Regions from separate parts of the Mus musculus genome. Here region 2 is linked to region 1. Evidence: chromatin contacts called from ENCODE Hi-C or POLR2A ChIA-PET data. All regions are on one chromosome and are shown on one strand. Each heading gives the region's core, a stretch centred on a gene start or an enhancer-like site at or near the end of the contact. The rest is flanking DNA. Distances are from core to core; before and after follow the strand shown.

Region 1 (5,956 bases), core at 868-3,367:
GAAAGCAAGGAGAAGCCACATTGCAGAAGAAGGTCCGGGTCTTAGAGATCTGAGGGTCGGGGATGACAAAAACTGGGGTAAGTCTAGATCCATCTGTCCCTGTCTCCCTTCTGTAGACAGAAGTGCATCTCTGGTGTGGGACACACTTTTCTTCTGTCTTTTGTGACAGTGTTTTCCTATATGTCCCAGGCTGGCCTCAAACTCAAGCTCCTCCAGCCTCAGCCTCCTGACTGTTGAGAGGACCAGAATGATGTTAGACTAAGAGGCCTGCCTTCCATCTCCTGTAGCCTCCACCTGTGTCCTCTCCTGCCTTCCATCTCCTGTAGCCTCCACCTGTGTCCTCTCCTGCCTTCCATCTCCTGTAGCCTCCACCTGTGTCCTCTCCTGCCTTCCATCTCCTGTAGCCTCCACCTGTGTCCTCTCCTGCCTTCCATCTCCTGTAGCCTCCACCTGTGTCCTCTCCTGCCTTCCGTCTCCTGTAGCCTCCACCTGTGTCCTCTCCTGCCTTCCATCTCCTGTAGCCTCCACCTGTGTCCTCTCCTGCCTTCCATCTCCTGTAGCCTCCACCTGTGTCCTCTCCTGCCTTCCATCTCCTGTAGCCTCCACCTGTGTCCTCTCCTGCTCCCTATCCCTGGAGGGGCCTCTGTTCCTTTTGGCATTGGCAGACCCCAGCATTATTCAATAGCCACCTGGGTCTCTCTCTCTCTCATCCCCGTGGCCCTGGGTCAGGACTCTATCCAGCCTCTCATGGGGACAGACTCCTGGGTCCCCTTTAGTCTAGCACTCCTGTACACAAAGCCCTAGAGAGCTTACCTCCCTCCTTCCCTTCCTTCTTTCTTTCCTCTCTCCTTCCTCTTGGGTACAGGGGTCAGGGTAGGGTGCTGACCTAAGCAGCTGGATAACTGCACTGAGCCATACCCCTCCTCCCTTATTTGATGGAGTCTAGAAATGCCCTCTACCACCAAGCTACATCCCCAGCCCTCTTTTTGCTATTCACTGTGAGACAGAATCTCACTAAGTTACCCAGGCTAGCCTTGAACTCTCCACCTTCATGCCTTAGTCTCTCAGGTGTCGGATGACAGGCTTTCACTACCACATCTGGCTTCTACAGCAGAGCTGAGGACTCCTTTCTCCTGCTCACAGCTTCCCATGGACCTCTAATAGTTCTTAAATAAAGTCCCATATGCTCAGCAGTACTTAGAAAGGCTGAAATGCCTCCTCCCCTTCCAGCCTGCCCAGCTGGGTCTCTGTGACCTTGCCCTAGGCGTAGCCAGTGCTGGAATTCGGCCTGCAGTTTTACACCCAGACATTGCTCAGCTTGTCCCTTGTCTTGACCTTCTCTGACCCCCTCCCTCCCCAGACTCTCTGTGGTATCTCCTAATCAGACTGAGAACTCCTAAGCAGACCCCACCGGACTGACCCTGGATTCCCAGGTGTTAGAGTTAAACACCCAGTGTTAGGGTCTGGTCCACGGAGAAACCTCAGGAAATTTGGGGGAGTGAATTCTAGTCCTTCTCATCTTGCTATTCTCTCTTCCACCTCAGTCTGAAAGACCTGGGAAGCCTTGGAAGAGCAAGACATGGCAATCCAGAGGCAATGTCATTAAGATTCCATGGCCCCTGTCCTGCCCCTGCATGGTAGCAGTGACCTGGCTGTTCACCACTCCTTATCCTCAAGGAGGATGGAGTCAGGTCAGACCCTCCTGTCCCCAGCTCTGGCCAGCTTGAAACCTGGCACTGGGGACACTTTAGGGAGGTTGTTCTGAACTGACTTGACCAGTGATAAGTGCTGGCCATGTTCTTGGCTCTGTAACAAGTGTTTTCAGGGATGTCCTCCTGGTTCACCCTATTCCCTCCCCCCGCCCCCCTCAGCCTAGGCTCTTTCTAGAAGCTTCGAGACATTTTCTTGGTTCAAATTCAACTTGAAGCAACAGGAAAAGGACACAGAAGACCCAAATCCCTTGACAACTGGTCATTCAGGGTAGTATTTGCCTCCTGGACACCAACACATCTGCAGGGTCCCCCTCTCCAATCTCACCCACTTTCCCAAGTTCTCTCTCAAAGATCTCACCCCCTCCGGGTCCTCCAGTGACATCGGGGCAGCTGGGATGCCGGAAGGGGAGCAGACACTGAAAGCCTGCTTTTATAAGCTCCTAGCCCAGCCTGGGTCTCGGGGTGGGGCTGGGTAGAGTGGAGAGAGAGGCAGTGGAGGGCCAGGTTTACAGGCTGGACGCCATGGTGACTGGTGGGATGGGAGACGAGGTTCCTATAATGAGCGTTTATTAGTCTGAAGCCGTTGTCTGAGTCTGCAAGGAGAAATTCCACCCAGGGGCAGTTCCCTCGGAGGGAGGGGACAGGAGGGCAAGAGCAGAAGCTGGGATGGCAGTGCAGTGCAGAGACAGAAATTCTGGGTAGCACTGGAAGCTGATTTTTAAGGTCATGCTTCTTGGACCCCAGAGAGACTTTTAGAGCTTTGGTCTTTTTGTTGTTTTGAGACAGGCTCTTGCGTAAGTGGTTCAGGCTAATCTGACTTTAGACTTGAGATCCTTCTGCCTCAGCCTCCCAAAGGCTGGGATGACAGGTGTGGGCCACCATACCATCTTGAATCTGGACTTATGTTAGCATATGGACTGGGAAGGTCTCGGATCTGGTTGTCATGACCTGAAGTCTAGAGTGTGAGTTTAAATCTTTCTGTTTTGTTTTGTCTTGTTTTCGAGACAGGGTTTCTCTGTGTAGCCCTGGCTACCCTAGAATTCACTCTGTAGACCAGGCTGGCCTCAGACTCAGAGATCTGCCTGCCTCTGCCTCCCAAGAGTGGGGATCAAAGGTGTGAACCACCACCGCCTGGTTAATTAATTTTAGATTTATTCATCAAAATATATTAAATTTTCACACACACGCACATGTGCATGCATAAGCCAGATATCAACTCTGGGTGTCTCCCAGAAATGACTTAGGGAGTTTTGAAAAATTTTTCTAATTTTTTATGTGTATGCTTACATGTGTGGGCTTGTGTGCAGGTGCTCCTGGAGGCAGAGGCATCGAATGCCGCAGGAACCAGAGTTACAGAAGTTTGGTTGTGCTGCTTGCTACCTGACATGGGTGTTGGGAACGAGACTTAGGTTCCCTGGAAGAGCAACCTGTATTCTTAATGCTGAGCCATCTCTCCAGCCCCTCTACCGTGTCTTTTGAGCAGAGTCTCTCAGTGAGACTTGGAGCTTCCTGATAGACCCAGGCTAACTGGTCACCCAGCTCCAGAGACCCACCTGTCCCCATCTTCCCAGTGCTGGATGACAAGCTCTCGTTGGTTTTCTGTGTAGGTCCTGAGTATTGAACTCAGGTCCTCAGGCTTGCATGCCAAGTACTTTGTTAACTGAACCATGTTGTGATAGAGAGTTTACTTTTGAAATCTGAGGTTCAATGCCTGAAGTAATCCACAGCCTGGGCTCAGAACTGTGAATAGCTTTTGAGATCTCAGGCTTGTATTTTGCATTTTTTTCCTTCTTCTGATGTCATTTCCATGTCTTCTTCTTCTTCCTCCCCCTCCTCCCTCCCCTCCCTCTTTCTCTCCTCCCCGCCTCTTGATTCCATCATAGCATCACAGAAAACAGATATGATGGTGCAAGTCTGCAATTCTAGCCCTTGAGGGAGTGAGGCAGGATGATCAGGAGTTCATAATATGCTTGCCTACACAAGTGAGTTTGAGGCTAGCTTGGGATACTGATTGCTTCAAATAACAACAGCAAAACAAAATAAAACAAAGCACACCCCCAAAAAACCCAAAACCCCAAAGAACAAATCCTGTATGATCCAGGCCCAGTATCACAAGCCTGTATACTGTAATGCCAGCACTTAGGAAGTAGGGACGGGAAGGAATGGAAGGTTTGGGGCCAGCCTGGGCTGTTCAGCCTGAGGAATGGTGAAATACTATCTTAACAGACAGACAAAAGAGTCTGGACTCAAGACAGCTTGGCTTCTGACTCTGGATCTCTGCAGTATTGGCTGTGCAGCATCTCAGCATGCACTGAACAACTAGGTTACGGGGTCTTAGTTTTTTGGATTCTGAGGTGGTCCTGAGATCTGGAACTTGGCCTCTAGGCTCTGTATTGGGACCAGGAGTCATCACAGAGATGACCCAAGGCTTCTGGTATTTGTGGCTGGCTCCTGGTGTCTCAGAACCCCCAGAGGGCCTTGAGCAATTGCCTAGAACCTCGATAATGAGAAGGTCCCTCGAGCAGGAGGGACTGAGCTGAGGTCACAAAGCCAAGCATGACACCAGTTACAAGCTCTGTCCCTCCCTAGGTCTGGGAAGCTGTTGACGTTCTGGGACAAACCTGAACAGCTGGCTCAATTCCCCCTGGAGATGCAGGACACACACATCTTTAGAACATTGACTTTCAGATTTTAGGATGTTTTGTCTGTGTCCACAGAAACCCGGGAACTCAAGGTGTAGAACTGTCTGGAATCACAGGTCTCCAGGCACTCTGGAGCTTCAGATCACCCAACCCCCACCCCCATTTCCGGTCTCCATCCTAGACCTACAGACACTGTGGACCCCCAAGGCTAAGCCGTTCTAGAAGTCTCTCAAGTCCACTTGTCTCCTTGCCACGTTCCGCGTTGCCTAGCTTCACGCTGAGATGAGCTTCAGCCGGGCCATTTTTCTGTGGGACTCAGGCTGCTGCCCGATGCTGTCTGTCCTCAGATTACTGTGTCCTCTTGTGTGATGGTTCCTGGGCTTCATCCTTTAATCCAGCAAAATTGAAGCTCAGATTGGGAGTGGCCAAAGCTATGCAGAAGGCCAAGGAGAGGGGGGTCTAGAGTTCCTCTCCCCAGCTTCCAGCCAGCTCCTCGGAACACCCTGTGGCCAGGGGAAGGGGGTGCTAACTGGGGTTATACTGAGGGCTCCGGGTGGGTCTGGGGAAGGAGCTGGAACTAAACTTTCCAGTATGACACATGTTACTGTGAGCCGCCCAGGCTCCAAGCCTCTAAGACACACAAAAGGACAACCTAGGATCTCTCACACCCTGCCAAGTACTGTCTGGGGTGTGGGCTTTGGGAGTATCTGTCCTGCCCCCTAGCGGTGACTTCATCTGCATGTCCTCCTGCCAGCCCCAGGCTGGTTGCAACTCTCCTCTTGGGTATCATGGCAGACCCAGAAGTCTTTGAGCCTCCACCAAGCCTGCGTGTGTTGTTCTTCCTCCTCCCCTGCTCCCCCTCTGCAGTCTCCCCTGCCTCCTCTTCCTCCTTTTCTCCTTTCCACCCCACCTCCTCCATCTCCCAGTTTTCTTTATATTTCTCCTTTCCTGCCTCCATCTTCCTCCTCTCTACCCTTCCCCTTGTCTTCCTCTGCCTGCTCCTCTTCTCCCCCTTCCATTTGCCCCCTCTTTCCTCCTCTTCTTGTTCTTTCTTTCCCTTTAACCTCTCGAGAAGTCTTTCCTCGATCAGCTCCCATGGCTCACGTATGTAAAGCTCAGGCCGCCCTTCAAACACTAACGTTTAGCCTTCGGCAGCCACCTGCTTCCTGGTTCTCCCTTCCCTGATGTCTCCAGGAGCCTGGCTCATTTCTCCCGCTGAAACTCTCTTCTAGCTTGCCCAGCATCTACCCTCTGTCCTCGCCGTTACTTAGTCTGGAGCCTGGAGTGAGCCTACTAACATATCAACCTGCTGGTTGTCAGGTTCTCCTGGTACCTCTCAGTTCGGGCCTGCTACAGGATCCTCAAAGCTGGGGTACCCTGCTCTTTCCCCAACTGTTATTCCCTAAACAATATCAGCCATTCTGGCTACCCATTTTGGCCCACTTGGCCTTTTGGTCTCTTGGCTTCTTGGCTCCTGGCTCCCCCCACGTGACCCGGCTCAGTCTGCCCTCTCTGGACCCTTGGGTTCTCCCTCGTGCCTACAATAAGCCTTCTCCTCACCACACCTCGGAACAGTCATGTCGTCCTTCTATTTCTGTTCTT
Region 2 (5,401 bases), core at 246-2,745, 300 kb before region 1:
ATGGAGATGGTTTGGGGGCCAGCGGGGTCGCCTGGGGGTCCTAGAGGCACTCGGAAGTGGATCCAGGGTTTCCACAAGGCGATGAGGCTGAGCATCACCATGCCGGCCACAGTCAGCACCAGGCTAAGGTGCCTGCTGATCTTCTTGGCTTCGAGCAACAGCCTCCAGCCTATGGGAAGCAGTGTCCAGCATTTGCTCTGAGCCCTGTGACAGATCATGTGACTGGCGTCAGTCAGCAGGAAGTCCATCTACCCTATCTAGTCACCCCACAATCCTTCAAATCCCACCTGAGAAGCCAGACTTGGTGGCACAGGCCTTTAGACAGCACAGACGACAGAAGCAGGAGGATCTCTGAGCTCAAGGCTAGCTTGGTCTATGTAGAGAGACCCCGAGACCCCATCTCAACAAAAACAAAAACGCGTATCTTTTATGTTCACCCAGGGATTCCTCTACCCATCGCTACACCCCCAGTTTCAAGTGCAGTTGTAGAGCTCCAGGCTTGAATATGGCCCCCCTCCCACCCCACATCCTTCCTGTACTTACCTACTAGAGTTCATTATAGTAGAAATGTTGGACAGTTTTGAGGTGCTGCCTAGCATACTGTGATTAGACAAAGAGTCATCTGAGAACTCTTTCAAGCTGTCCTTGGAGTCCCAGACAAAGGACTCGAAACTTCTGATGCTGGCCTGTGGGCTCTGGGTTATGGACGGGGGGACATCCACACTGGGCCGCATTTGTTTTTTGTTGGGGCTATATGACTGGGGTATGGAGGGGTGGCTTTCAGTTTCCATTTGTGAGCTGCGAATTTCTGACTGGGCACTGGACAGGGTATGAGCGCTTAGGATGCTGAGCCGGCGATTATGGTTAAGGGAAGCAGACTCTCTGGAACTGAGCCATCGATTGTAGGCCACAGACTGTATGTCCTGTACATTGGACTGGGAACCCTGAAGAAGGGTCTCTTGAGTACTTAACCTTCGAGGGAGAATGGTGGATGGGGATGAACTCAGTGTACTAACCCTGCGAGGGAGAAAGACAGATGCTGGTGGTTCCTGGATGCTAACCCTTCGGGGCATAGGTGTGGACGTTGACGGTTCCACATTGCTTAATTTGCGAATGTGGATGATAGGCAAAGGAGTTTGCGTGTTAGTCTTCTGACCTTGGGTGGCATCTAGGAGGCTCAAGGTCACTTTCAGAGAGTCTTGCATTTCATTTTGCCTGCTGCTGGGAGCTGCTGTCTCTTTGCTCTGGAGGTCAGAGGAGTTCTGGTCCATGTTGAAGAGCAGGATGGGGCTAGTCTCTGAATGTACTCAGTTTACATTAGCCTCTGCTTCCAGGCACTCCCAATGGCTTCCTGGATTAACCTGTCAGTCTGGCTCTAAGGCTATGTGTCCCTCTATCTGTGGCTCCAGCTTTCTGTCTCTCTGTCCCCAGACAGCACTCAGGGATTTGGGCTAGGTAGCAGTTGGGGGTGGGGTGTGTTCTATGACAGTTGGAGGGGTTCCAAGAGGCTGCGGTTGGCCATGGCCTCAGACACCACCGTAAGCCTTCGTGAGTGACCCTGCTGTTAGGGCTGGGCTAGTGGGGACTGGATGGAGTATGGATTGGGTAGGACAAGGTGACACTGGGTTAATGAAGGTCTGAGCTAGGCCTGGCTAGATCAGGGTGAGGCAGGACAGAGAGTCTGGAAGGCTTGAGATCTGAACTCATAATTCCTTTTACCCACACACGTCTTCCCGTCAATTCCCAGGGCTGCTCTGAACCATTTCTATCTTTTGTACCCATATTTGCCTCCGTGCCTCTCTCTGCTTATTTTCTTTCTCATCTGTTTCTCTTCCTTTCCCTTCCCTGAAGCCTCACACAAGACTAGATCTGCTTCTTGCTTTTGAAGACTTCCAGTCTGGGGTTGGTGGGGGGAGGAGAAGGACCCAGCCACAATTTGGTAAGGACTAAGGCAGACAGGCAGACTTCCCAAACAGGAGGGAGTTTCAAAACCCCTTTCCCAAGGAGGGTATGATAATACATGTCTGCAGTCCCAGCACTCAAAGGCAGGAGGATTACACTGAGTTTGAGCCCATTCTGAAAGTTTGAAAGAGGCTGTTTCAAAATAATAACAAAAACAATGGAAAACATTCTGTTCTTTCCCCAAATTTTCATTTGATGAACACTAGAGGATTACTCACAAATTTTATATGTTTTTATATAAATACCTGCATTGTTAGATTTTTATTTATTTTTTACATTCACTTGTTTTAAGATTTAGTTATTTATATTTTCATTTTATGTATATTGGTGTTTTGCTTGCATGCATGTTTGTGTGAGAGTGTCAGATCCAAGCCGGGGCTGTGGTGGTGCACACCTTTAATCCCAGCACTTGGGAGGCAGAGGCAGGCGGATCTCTGAGTTCGAGGCCAGCCAGGTCTACAGAGTGAGCTCCAGGACAGCCAGGGCTACACAGAGAAACCCTGTCTTGAAAAACCAAAAAGAAAAAAAAAAGAAAGTGTCAGATCCTCTGGAACTAGAGTTGCAGACAGTTATGATCTGGGAATTGAGCCCAGGTCCTCTAGAAGAGCATCCAGTGCTCTCAACTGCTGAGTCCCCTCTCCAGCCTCCATTTATATTTCCTTGTGTGATGTGTGAGTGCTTATGTGTCTGTATGTGCACTATGTGCTTGTAGAGGCCAGAAGAGAGTGTCAGGGTCTCTGGATCTGGACTGCTAGGTAGTGAGTGCTGAGAGCGGAACCCTGACCCTTTGCAAGATCCATCCCTGCTCTTAACTCTGAGCATACTCTCCAGCTCCTACATTTGTGTGTGTGTGTGTGTGTGTGTTGGTGGTTGAGAACCACAGGGAATGTGTGGAAGTCAAAGGATAAATTATGAGAGTCGGATTTTCTTCCACCATGTGGGTTTGTAGGGACTCTGAGGTCATTAGCCTTGGTGGTAAAGCTTCCACCTGTTAAGCCCTATCTTGTTAGCCTCTAATTAATTAAGCAATTAATTAACTAATTAATTGTCTTTCTATCTAGCCCTGGCTATGCCTAATATCACTATGTAGCTCAAGTTGGCCTCAAATTCAAGACAATCCACCTGCATCAGTTTCTCAAGTGCTGAGATCATGAGTAGGTGCCACCACAGCAAGCTTGGTCAGATTTCAGTGATTGTGTAATATCGAGAATCCTAGTGTTAAATCTTTTGTTTGCTTGCTGTTGGGAGACAGGGTTTCTCTAAATAGCCCTGGTTGGCCTGGAACTCACTCTGTGGACCAGGCTGGTTTCGAAATTACAGAGATCTCTCTGTCTCTGCCTCTAGAGTGCTAGGATTAAAGGTGTGCATCACTACTCCTGGCCTTAGTAAATGTTAATTTTTATTTTAAAGGCCAAAGGGGATTTTAAAGATGTGCCTGATTATATGATGCATTCTAGTTTAGAAGGTGCAAAAACTGCATCACAGAGCAAGGTGTGGTAGTGCCTGACACTCAGGAGGCAGAGGCAGGCGGAACACTTTGAGTTCAAGGCCAGCCTGATATACATAGTGAATTCTGTCTACACACTAAAATCTAAGAGCAAGCTATATTATAAAATGGAGTGGAATGTGATATATCCCATTGTTGAGATATTTGTGTGACTACTAATAATTTGCTTAATTTCAAAATGAAGCAACAGCGGCTTAAATTGTAAACACTTGCTGGACTAGATGGCACACCCCTGTAATAATAAGACTCAATGTGCTAAGGCAGGAGGGTCACCAGAGTGTTGAAGTCAGTCTGGTCTGCATAGTAAGTTCCGGGCCAATACTGAAGTCCTATCTAAGGGGAAAAAAGGCAGCAAAAGCCAAGTCAGTGCAATGACTCAGCTGGAAAAGGCACTTGCAGTCAAACCTGAGGGCCTGAGTTCATTTGATGACGATTGGAATCCACATGGTGGGAAGACAGAACTGACTCGCTAGGTCTGACTGCTAAATGAGTTCTAAGGCACTTATGATCCCCCTTCCTGACTACAAAAACATACAAACAAACAAATGTTGTAAAAAAAGCCAAAACACACATGCACATGCGCACACACACACACACACACACACACACACACACACACACAAACCCTCAAAGCAAAACCGAAAAACAGGGCAGGCGCTGTAGTTGAGTAGACTGTCCACTTAGCATGCATAAAGCCCTGGACTCCATGCCCAGGCTGGCAGAAACCAGGCAGAGTGCTGCAAGCCTGTCATCCCTGCACTGGGGATGCTGAGGCAGGAAGATCAGAAGTGTAAGATGATCCTGAGTTACATTTTGAGGTTAGCCTAGCCTAACCTGGGCCACGTGAGACCCTGTCTCAATAAATAGCAACCAGAAAATGTCACTTCCCTCCAGGAGCCTCATTAAGGGTTCAGTTTGGGAGCTGCATATTTTGGTGCACACCTTTGATCCCAGAATTTAGGAGTCAGGGGCTGGTGGATCCATCAAGAAGTTTCATGGGTTCTGGTACAGAGAAGGGGAAATACCCAGCCTTTGACACCTACTTACTGTGGCAGGTTTCAGACCCATCCCCTCTCGTTGAGCATCGAGTCTATTTCAGCTCTCATGGCAGTTAGCACATTTGACCTGGGTGTATTCATGTGTGCCCTGTAAGCTCCAAGAAGACCAGGCTAGCCCTAATCCAGGGTAAGTGAGGAGCTGGTGATCAACTGGCCACCTAGTTCTCCTGTGAGTCCTAGACCTCTGTGCCCAAGTTCTTCTGAAAACTACACTGTTCTTTGCTCTAAAGGACAAGAGAGGAAACATGCATTCATCCACTTGTGAGTTCTTTCAAACCCTGGATCATTTATGTATGTGGTCAAGCATACATAATCATGCTGGAGTTTGAGATAGGTGTACTACATCAGAAGAGTCCAGTGCATGAGAACTGAAAGAGTAGAAGTGGTGCTGGAGGTGAGCTGCAAACAGCATCCACAGGGAACAGGTTGTAGATGAGAGGGGGGAAAGGAAAGGAGGAAAAGGATGAAGGTTTGTATGCATCGAGAGAGAGTGAAGAAAACATCCAGGTCCCCAGAACTTTCTCCCTCCCCAGCTGACTTGCTCTCTTCCTGGGAGGAGGACCGCAAGTTGGTCCTACGTGGCTGGTCCCTCACCTTCATCTTCCTGGCAACTTTGTTGGTGTTCAGCGTGGTGGATGGGCGGATGGCCTATGTGCATGGTCCGTACACTGGTTTCATCGGCCTCTGGATTGACTGCAGGAGGCATAAGTGTGTCAACGTGGGACAATTCACTGGTCAGTGTATACATAGACTGGGGGGGGGGTTCCCATTGGGTGCTAGAGGTGACTGTGGGGGTGGGACACTGGCCCTCTCACAGGAGTCTTTCTGGGGGAGTAGGTTAGGGCTCACAGTAACCCTATGAGTGGCAATAGAG

The links. Hi-C counts contacts between places; a loop is a spot of excess contacts on that map. ChIA-PET counts read pairs that join two places held with the same protein, here RNA polymerase II (POLR2A).
Region 2: a map of mouse embryonic stem cell shows a loop between it and region 1 (2.1-fold over the local background). The contact joins the promoter of 1700028J19Rik here to the promoter of Klk15 in region 1. A Hi-C loop is called at or near these places in 2 of 37 maps with a recorded cell type or tissue (CH12.LX and mouse embryonic stem cell). POLR2A ChIA-PET finds 5 or more read pairs at or near these places in 2 of 5 experiments (both embryonic stem cell).

What each region holds. Positions count from the first base shown.
Region 1 is chr7:43,927,836-43,933,791 of GRCm38, reverse strand. Klk15 (kallikrein related-peptidase 15) reads right to left here and starts at 2,117. Exons shown (of 6, transcript NM_174865.2): 1 at 2,071-2,117; 2 at 1-49. The coding sequence starts at 21.
Region 2 is chr7:44,232,216-44,237,616 of GRCm38, reverse strand. It overlaps 1700028J19Rik (RIKEN cDNA 1700028J19 gene), which reads left to right and starts at 1,495. Exons shown (of 5, transcript NR_029436.1): 1 at 1,495-1,548; 2 at 5,061-5,261. It overlaps Gm36864 (predicted gene, 36864), which reads right to left and starts at 1,448. Exons shown (of 5, transcript NM_001378657.1): 1 at 544-1,448; 2 at 1-204. The coding sequence starts at 1,271.